2 separate regions of the Homo sapiens genome follow, and region 1 is linked to region 2. A link is an interaction called in ENCODE POLR2A ChIA-PET data of the cell type or tissue named here. Cell type or tissue: Panc1. All regions are shown on one strand. Links, peaks and the distances in the headings refer to the core of each region. The heading gives the core; the rest is flanking DNA.

Region 1 (5,152 bases), core at 946-3,445, 250 kb after region 2:
TAACATTTGAGGATCCCACTTAGAAATGGTTTCTGCTATTCCATGGAGTAAGGACTCATTTTATAATTCATATTTATGGGGTCTGTCTATACTTCCTGGGCATATTTGTTTCTGTCCTCTGTCCCATGCTGCCTGAGCCCAGAAAGCCTGAGTCAGTGTGGCTGGAGAAAGCTGGAGAGAGGTGCAGCATGGAGAGTAGTACTCCACCACCATGAGATGCAGCCATTCAGCCCACTTTCTTCGCTAATGATTGATGTGCTTCTGACCTTCATTCCTAGACTTAGGGACTTGGACCTGACCCTGATTTTTGTGCATAGTAGTCAGCTCTGTGTACTGCAGAGTTTTGGTGTAAATGGTACAATTTAGCAAAATTATTCCCCTCACCTGAAACAAATGTGTCCAGAAAGGATTGACAGTTCCCATAAATATGAATTATAAAATGAACCCTTACTCTATAGACTAGCAGAAACCTGATATTAAAATTAAGCAGCCAACCAAGCATTGTTTTCTAAAATGTCCCATCTTAATTGAAAATTTTCTGCAGATGACTGAGTGAATTTCTTCCTAAGTGGAACATATGTTGATGACTTTAGTCCAGCCTGTATCATACCACAGCGGGCATTTAGTACAATCATAGGTGCTGAACAAACAGCTACAAGCCGTGAACCACAGAGGAGAAAGCCAAAAGGAATGGATTAATCTGGGTCCTTCCTGGTTACTATTGCTGATAGTTTTATTTAACACACAGGGTAAAATTAAAATTGAAGTCTTGAGTGATTCTTTCTTTGGGCATCCTTGTTGCATCATGCTATGCTCTTCCTTCACAGGCACAGACTGCTTTTGATGAAAGCATTAACCTTTCAGCTGTTGGATACTTCAGGTAAATACTCCCTCTGATCACATGCTATGGAGAAGAACAGTGGTATCTTGAGGAAGAGTTTCAGTTCCCTTGCAATTTTGGCAAACGTTGACTTTCTACCTTCTATTTACCCATGGTTATAAAGAACATTTAACTGCTAGTTAATCCATGGTTGTGGTTATAAAGAACATTTAACTGCTAGTATCCAGAAAGACTTCTGTTAGGAAAAATAGGCACACAAAATTCAGCTTAACTGATGATTCTAATCATAGTGGGTGGTATTATAAGGCTCTCTGTGGTTAGTACTTGGAATACTCGGCAGTGGTTGACTTTTTGTTGAAAACACGATCTATCTCTTAAGAAACAAAGGTAGGGGAAAGCAAATTAAACCCATAAGATGGGTACCATTTTACACCTTCAGGATTGGCAAAAAAGAAATTGGACCATAACCATGTTACATTAAGATGTGAAACAACAGGAACTCAGTGAATCTGGAAAACAGTTTATTAAATTATTTTAATGGAAAGTGAAAGCTGTCTGAGAGCAGGGTGATGTAGAGCCTTACCTGGTTTGATCACTTTGCCATTGGTGCGGGACCTGGGCACTGACTGCCTGTCAGGAACAGGCATTGGAAGCATTTTTAATGGCCACCTCCAGGTTGCAGGGCAGCAGAGGAGAGAGGGTAGAGAGTTCTGCAAGCTGCTGACCCATGCTTCTGTTTTACCATTATTTATTTGATGTTCTTAAAGATTAGTTAGGAACAGAGCAGGCCATGGAGCTTGATGGTGAGAGACCAGAGTAGAGACAAAGAATGGGAGCCATGGGACCTGATCCTTCACACAGAGGGGCAAATTCTGGAGCCAGAAAGATAGACAAAGCAGGCAAGCATGCACCTTTGAAATAGCGTTTGGTGTAAAATGAAGGTTGAGTTCCCCAAATCTGATGATCCAATATTAGCCAAAAGCAGTAAGATGGACATTCAGGAAGTAAGAAGCTAACCTCCAGGAGTAAGGAGGCACCAGTCAGGAGTAGTTAGATGTTTTTATCAGACAAAGCAAGTTTTAAAAGAAAAAACTAAATACTTATTTATTCAACACATTTATCGCACATACATTAGGTGCTGGCACATACATTAGGTACAGGTATATTCCTGTGGCTTGCATAAATCCTCATGGGTCTGTTTAGTCATCATGGTCTGCAATTAGGGGACGTGATCACTTAACAACACTCACTGTTTCTTCCAGAGGTTATGAGTCAGACATGAACTGGGAGAAAGGCGAAGGCCAGCCCTTCGAATACTTTGTTTATGGAGCTGCCTGTTCCGAGGTTGAAATAGACTGCCTGACGGGGGATCATAAGGTCAGTACCGGTTGGAAAGGTCTTCAAGTTGCACTTAGGATGCACCTAAATTCCACAGATGCCATCTATCTGAGGAGAGCTTAGTGAGTGGCAGCATCGTGCATTTGGCCTAAGGGTGATTTCCCTGGATTACCAGAAGAAAATAGAATCCCCACAATTGCCTTGGTGATCTGGTTGCTGCCATGGAAAACAACTGGTGGCCTGTCTTTATTTCCCTGGCCCTTTTAAATGGAATCAGGAAAGAAACTACATGAAGAAAGAAACATGCTCTAAAGGGGGCTTTCATGTAGACTATTGGCACAACCAGCAATTCTGACTTTTTATGAGAAATGCCAAGATATGACATTCTTGAAGGATTTCATAGACATCTGTAATCTGCTAACAAGCACCAAGCCAGCCCAGGGCAGGTAGTGGCCACTTTTTTATATCTTTTACTCAGCTAGGTCTTGCCTTTTAGAAGTCCAGTGTGCTATCCATTGTGCCACAGAGCTGGCTTGGTCTTGCTTTTTAGATAGTTTAAGAGCATCCTTATGCTTTCAAGGGATGCTCTGAAGAGATACACACACATACACACAAACACACACACACACACACACACACACACTCTCTCTCTCTCTCTCTCTCTCTCCCCCTCTTTCTGTCTCTGTTGCTTCAAAGACTCATAGAATTTCTCCTCTTGTACCAGAGCCTTCGGGAGTAAAAGAAGCCACTTACTGGTCACTGTCAATACTAATAAATGATCACTGATACATTAAATGGGACTGTGATACCCTAACAACTGTCATGTGACCAAGCTACCAGTTTAGTGATAATCTCTTCCAAAATGTACCTAGAAGCAAGCTCTAGTTCTTGATATTTACAAATATCCTCTATGCCTGTGTTCTTGGATTGTGATCAGATTTAAATTTTCATTTAATAAGTCTCCAGCATGTATTTTTTAAAACTATAGTCAACCTAATCTCTGAAACTATGGTCACTTTTATTGAACCTGCCTTTTCAAGTATCTAACCTGTCTGGTTCTAATTCAGACTGGATCTCTATAGGGTAACCTCGCACTAGGGCAAAACAGTGATCACTTTGAGCATGGTTTTTGTGTTAGACTAGCAGCCCTACACTACTAGGGAGCGGGTTCTTGCATAGAACTGATTTCTGTTTGTTTGTTTGTTTGTTTTTGAGACAGAATTTCACTCTGTCACCCAGGCTGGAGTACAGTGGCTTGATCTTGGCTTACTGCAATCTCTGCCTCCTGGGTTTAAGTGATTCTTGTGCCTCAGCCTCCCAAGTAGCTGGGATTACAGGCTGCGCCACCACACCCAGCTAATTTTTGTATTTTTAGTACAGACATGGCTTCACCATGTTGCCCAGGCTGGTCTCAAACTCCTGGCCTTCAAGTGATCCACCCACCTTGGCCTTCCAAAGTGCTGGGATTATAGGCCTGAGCCACTGTGCCCTGCCCATATAACTGATTTCTAAGTCCCTTCTCCCTCAAAGCAAAAGTTGGTGAAAACTTAGTCATGTGGATTTTCTTATATTCCTATATATGCATTGTCCTTGTTAAGATCCAAGAACAAGGTAATAATTAGCCTAGTATGAAATTTTAAGGCATGTTCCTATAACTTATTTGAATGATCTTAGGGGATGTGTCATATAGCCTCATCAGATGCCTTCATAAAAGCTAAATCTCAGCTCAGGTTAGTGTCACTGCTAGGCAAAGGGCCAGAATGTGACATTCTACCAGGGGCCCTCCCCAAAGGCCTGTTTCTCAGCCATTCTCCTGTTGATAGACTTGCCCTTATTCCGGCAAAATTTTCCTCACTTTGAACCTACATCTAAATATCAGTTACCTGTTCTGTACAACAAATTACCCCCAAACTTAGTGCTGAAAACAGTGGATGCTCATTAGCTCACACCACTTCTGAGGGGCTGGCCTCCGGGAGTGGCTTATCTGGGTGATTCTGCATGAGGCTTGTCAAGCTGTGGCTGGGGCAACAGTCATCTCAAGGCTCAACGGGGACAGGAGAATCCTGTTCCATCTCCCTCCATCATAGCGTTGTTGACAGGAGGCTCAGCTTCTCACTGGCTGTTGGCCAGAGGCCTCCATTCTTTGTCATGTGGATACCTCTTTGTAGGCTGCCTGAGTGTCCTCAGGACAAGACAACTGGCTTCCTCCAGAGAGACCAGCCCAAGAGAAAAAGAGAGAGCATGTGCAAGCGAGAGAGTACCCGAGACAGAAGCCCAGCTTTATAACCTAATCTCAGAGTGACTACTGTCACCTCTGCCATAGCCTACTGGTCAAACAGGCTGGCCTGGTAGAGTATAGGAGGAGACTACATATGGATGTGAATACCAGGAGGTGAGGATTATCCAGAGCCATCTTTTAGGCAGCCTACCACAACCTAGATCCACTCTCTCCAGTCCTAACAAAAGACACGACAGACAGCACTAAGCCTACAGCTTTGTGGGTTGTTTTTTTCTGTTTTGAGGTGGATTCTTGCTCTGTTGCCCAGGCTGGAGTGCAGTGGCATGATCTCAGTTCACTGCAGCCTCTGCCTCCTGGGTTCAAGTGATTCTCGTGCCTCAGCCTCCTGAGTAGCTGGGACTACAGGCACGTGCCATCACCCCTGGCTAATTTTTGTATTTTTAGTAGAGACGGCATTTCACCATGTTGGCCAAGCTGGTCTCAAACTCCTGGCCTCAAGTGATCTGCCCCCCTCGGCCTCCCAAAGTGCTGGGATTACAGGCATAAGCCAGCCCCACCAGCCTAAGCACACAGCTTTGAAAGCACAACCTTCACTAACACTGAAGACTTTAGAGCTCCTCCTCTAACCTTCAGCTGAGGCCACTTATCTCCTGGAAGGCCAGTCTTGCTGACTGATGTCAAAGAGGACTTTACATTTTACTGTGTGTTTAAATAAGAAATGTGAGTTCCTGAAG
Region 2 (5,152 bases), core at 1,317-3,816:
AACAGAGCACCTTGCTTGTCCTTCTTGAAATTTTCACCTTGTCAGTGTTGAGATCTCATTAATAAAGCTCATTGATTGCTGAGAAGCCTCATGAGAAGTCATTTTGGTTGGGGAGCAGTAGGAAAACTTGATTTAAAAATACTGGGTGCCAGGCAGGTTCCTCATACCTGTAACCCCAGCATACTGGGAGGTCAAGGCAGAAGGATTGCCAGGAGTTTGAGACCAGCCTGGACAACATGGCGAGACACTGTCTCTACAATTTTTTGTTTTTAATTAGTCTAGAGTGGTGACACATGCCTGTAGTCCCAGCTACTCTGGAGGCTGAGGCAGGAGGATTGATTGGACCCAGGAAGTCGAGGCTGCAGTGAGCCATGTTTGCACCACTGCACTCCAGCCTGGGCAACAGTGTGAGACCCCGTCTCCAAAAAGAAAAAAAAACCAAAACCATAAAAAAAGCCAAACAACTGACAGTCAAAAATATTTGTTAGGAGTCATTTATGAGGCATACAGAAAGCGCTCTGAGTGGCTGAAAAACTCCAAGCCGTTTCAGTATAATTAAAATTTAATAATAACAGTTTCAAAATCCTCTGTAAATATGGGTATTTCTTCTTCAAAATTAGTCCCTAAAGCTCATTGTCCAAATTACAAATAGAATGTATATCAAAACATGAAAATTAGAGGACTAATTGAATATGGCAGTTGTGAAAGCAATAAGCAACTCACCACCACTTTCTGATTAAAATGAACAGTATTTAGCATTTTTAAGTTTTAGTTTTATTTAGAAAACTGAAGCGTAGCTATAAGTAAGTACTGCCCTAATTATTATTAACCAAGACTTACCAAGAAACTTAACAAAAGGGACTTTCTAAATTTCTTCTAAAGGAAAATGCTGTGAAACATTAATTCTCTGGACAAATTAGAGAAAGACCAACCCAGTTAATAAAAAGTCTGAATTATAGCTTACTTTTAGGTGCAGTCTTATTATTTCAAGTACATGCAACTCAGACAAGTCTAAGAGGGGCGTTGAGTTGGAAACTTTAAATAGATAGGAATTATTAGCCTGTCTAAACATTAGTCAAAGCCATATGGCCTTCTGCTTATCTAACAGTGACAGTAGACTCAATAATTAGGACCCTACTAATTTGAAATTTATTATAAAGACCAGCCTGAAATTTATCTTTGTTTGGCCAACATACTCCTTTTAGAGAGCTATTAGTATATTTAGATTGTATGAGAATTTTTAAAATTGTTAAAAGAATATACTTAAAAGAGCTACTCTCTTTTAGAAATACTGTGCCTATTTATTTGAAAACAACTGATATCCTCATTACCAATAACTTGTTATTGAAACCACCTTCAGCACAGTGGGAATGAATGAATGAACTTTGTTAGACTATGGAGAAACATGGATTGCAGCTGGCCAGCGATAAAACATTTTTTTAATGTCTTGTAATTTAATTAGGCATTTAATTTATATATAATTTAATATAATTTGAATATAATTTAATTAGGTATCTTCTCTGAGTCAGTGCAGTTCTACCGATATATGTGAATGGGATGGACAGAACCTGGGGCCCAACTTTTCACTTAATGAACTTTTTTTGGTTTCAAGGTAGAAGCCTTGTAGACCACATCCCATCTCTATCCATGCTAACTCTAGAGAAACTAATATCATTGTAATATGTCTTCCTCATCCCCCTGCAAGATGTGAACATATGAATAGGGACAGAGAAAGAGAAAGAATGGCCAAACAGAAAGCTGTGATTCACATTGTTAATAATATTCAGAATCCCATATTTGGTTCAGAAGATTATAGGTATTTTTATTCATATATCAAACAGAATAATTTTAATTCTACTTATGGCAACAAAGCTGCTAGAAAATTCTCAAGATATATTTCATTTTCCGTACGACAATATAATGATAAAAAAGTAAGCTTCATGTAGTGAGGCTTAATATTTTGATAAAACCAAGATCATACAGTGAATTAAATGAAAATCTGGGAAATAAAAAATGAAACTGGCATTTTTATTAAGATAGGATGTATCAAAACAAATGAAAAAGCCAAAAAAAAAAAAAAAAAGCTGCTACCAAGATGGAAAGACAGAGATGAATTTTGTGTGGTGTTTTATGATGTGAATATTTGTTGAAGATTCTTTGTCTTTATCTAGGCAGTGCAATTCAAGTTCTAAAAGAATGGAATATGACAGGAAAAAAGAAGGTAAGATTAATATTGATTGTAAATTGGTAACATCTTCAATCAAAACCTTCATGGTTGTTATCATTTTAACAAGGCTGCCAATTTTTTGCTTCTTTCAAGTATGTTAATATATACACCCAGAAAGCTTCCAAATTCATGACTCTCGGAAATTAGCAGATACTCTCAGATACTCTCACTAGTAATGCCCTTATTTTCTACTCAGTGTTTTTAACAACCAGGTGTGCTTAAGAAGTCCCAGAGTTGTTCTCTTTTTTAAGTATAAAGGGGAGCCCAGCTGGAGAATTCAAAGGATTCAAAACATTAACTTGCCTGAACGTATCCTGTAGCACAAAGAAAAAAATTAAGGAGTATTTTAAAGATACTTGAAAACTTCTAAATATATTTTCACATGTTTTTCCACCTGAAAGAATCTGTCCAAGGCTGCCCTGAGATGCTTTTTGGCCGAATTCTAAGGTAGATCATTAATAAAAGAAGAAGAAAAGAAAATGCCTTAGAACCATAGTAAGTAAGGGGCTTTCTTGAACACTGGCGTACTGCTCTTTGAGAACAAAGGGAAGGGGATTTTACTGTGTCCCATTCAAACTGGTTTGCTTTCTTGTCGAGTCACAAAGGGCCTGGGATTTCTGGGAGCTCGTGAGATGCGTCTGTGCATACACACTAGCAAAAGTGTGCCGCTCCTTTCAAAGTAACTGTTCCACTCATTCCTGCTATGACACAGCAAGGCCTTGTGTTTCGGATTTCCCAGGATATAGTACGCCAGTCTACCCTTCCCAGTGGGGGAAGATCACAGGCCTGCAAAACAGGTTCTGAACAAACAATAACACAGTATTACTTTCATAAAACCCGAAGATTACTGAAATTACAGGAATCATCCTTTCCGTTTTTCTCCTCCTAGTTTCATGTAGAGTAGGAAAATTATGAGTTTTTTTTTTAACCTTTGTATGCCACCATCTTTGACAATCTCTGCTTGTCTTTAATCATAGCTTCCCAGGCCTCTGTGTGAGATGAACATGATTTGCAAGTGATTGAAAGGCAGTATTTAGACTTACATAGAAAAATTTCAAATGTGTGGTTTGGGTATTAGATTTTTCTGATGTGAAAAAAAGAGCAGACAGCAGCTGCAGACCCAACTCATTACTGAGTCTTCCTCCTGGAGGTTGAAAAGGAAAATGGTCTCCCAGCCAAGTAGATGTGAGGCTTGAGAGCCAGAAGCTGCTGTGGGTGTTTTGTGGGAATAAGTGCCACTGGCCTTGCCTTCAACCTGGGACACACACCTCTCACCTAGGAAAGCACTTACTGGGGCATGATTGTGGTTCCAAAGGAAAAAAGCAGGGAGGAGAATTGAGAAGAAAAAACTGTTTATTTTTACTTCTTTTGTAAATGTGTTGAAGAACGAAGCCACGCTGATGTTCAGCTGGCACGCACTCATTCAGCAGGTGGGACAGGGTCTTTCTTATGGGTCGGCGTCTGTTCTGATTGGCCGGGGCTGGTACCATACTGCTTGTTGAGTACACTGAGTATCAACTGGGTACAAAGCAACATCAAGTCAAACATATAACATAATTAGGAACAACAGCTTCTTAATTTTCTTGATATTCTCATGTATTCACCATTAGAGCATTTTAAGAGAGATATAGTAAAACTCCGCATTTTAGACTCTTGTGATATTGGGGGGTCTAAACAATTTCAATTGTATAAAATGCAGGGTGGTTTTATTTCAAAGGAAATAAAATGAAGCCTTGTAATGCTGTTCAGCTAGCAGCCGAGAGGTCCAGGGGCTTTCTCACCGGAAAAGGGGGACTTATATCACTTTGGCATTACCTTGAAGCTGTTGTCTGCTCCAGCTGAAATATTCATGGGATGGCAGGGCGCAGTGGCTTGTGCCTGTAATCTCAGCACTTTGGGAGGCAGAGGCAAGAGAATCACTTGAGCCCAGAAGTTTGAGACCAGCTTGAGCAACATAGGGAGACCCTGTATCTACAAAACATTTTAAAAAATAGCTGCATGTGGTGGTGCATGCCTGTAGTAACAGCTACTCAGAAGGCTGAGGTGGGAGGATCGCTTATGCCCAGGGGGTTGAAGCTGCAGTGAGCTGTGATCACACAACTGCATTCCAGCCTGGGCGACAGAGCCAGAGTGAGACCTTATTAAATAATAAATAAATAAATAAATAAATAAATAAATAAATAATCATGGGGATGATTATGGATCCTGTGGCTACCTGGGACTTCCTAGACAATGACAGCAATTCCAGGAATCTCCTTGTTGACTGGTTTCTATTTCAGAGACCCAACCTGAATTTTAAGGACCTACCTTCTGTGTCCTCATTTTACAAGAAGAAGTTGCCTGCCTTTTCCCTAGTAGTCCTCCCCTTTACCTCTCCTTCTGCCGAGCAGATGGGAACCTTAGTGGCCTCCTTGCCTCCCCAGCATTCACCACTTTGAGATGAGAGCTACTCCCCAGTGGCAGGATAACTGAAATCAAATTTTTTCAGGATGGTTATCACCAGATTTTACTATAGAACCTCAAGTTGCTCAAATAATATGTCAGCTATTTAAGCCATTCCTTGTTGTTTTTTTCTTCCTTTTATTGGAACCTTTTTTATTGTGTTTATGAGGTGAAAGTTTATACAACTTACTATAAGAAAGAAGATACTTAAATTAACTTGGGTGGTTAATAAAGATGTAAATATTCTTCATCCAGTCTATAAGAAGAGCCAGGAACCAAAAAAGATAGCATATCTTATTTTCATCTCTCAGATTCACCTTATATTTCAAGAGTCTGAGTTGAATATTATGTTCTCATTTGTTTCTCATTCTAGAACAATAAAAGAAAAAGAAGCAAGTCCAAGCAGCATCAAGGCAACAAAGATGCTAAAGACAAGGTGGAGAGGCCTGAGGCAGGGCCCCTGCAGCCGCAGCCACCACAGAT

What was found. Peaks named below come from ENCODE experiments on the same cell type or tissue, not always from the same donor. Only the 100,000 strongest peaks of a DNase experiment are listed, where the experiment ranks them.
Region 1: POLR2A ChIA-PET joins it to region 2 with 8 read pairs; 1 of 35 experiments calls an interaction of 5 or more read pairs at or near these places.

The regions. Positions count from the first base shown.
Region 1 is chr2:200,660,752-200,665,903 of GRCh38, forward strand. It overlaps AOX1 (aldehyde oxidase 1), which reads left to right. Exons shown (of 35, transcript NM_001159.4): 30 at 828-880; 31 at 2,104-2,218. Among named protein-coding and RNA genes, the nearest start is that of LINC01792, 72 kb to the right of the region's middle. In Panc1, for the core only: no CTCF peak of the experiment used is centred there; a DNase peak (open chromatin) is centred at 2,149.
Region 2 is chr2:200,414,208-200,419,359 of GRCh38, forward strand. It overlaps SPATS2L (spermatogenesis associated serine rich 2 like), which reads left to right. Exons shown (of 13, transcript NM_001100423.2): 5 at 2,172-2,221; 6 at 5,043-5,152. All of the region lies in intron 5 of LOC101927741 (a long non-coding RNA gene), which reads right to left. Among named protein-coding and RNA genes, the nearest start is that of KCTD18, 93 kb to the right of the region's middle. In Panc1, for the core only: no CTCF peak of the experiment used is centred there; no DNase peak of the experiment used is centred there; H3K27ac peaks cover 2,456 bases.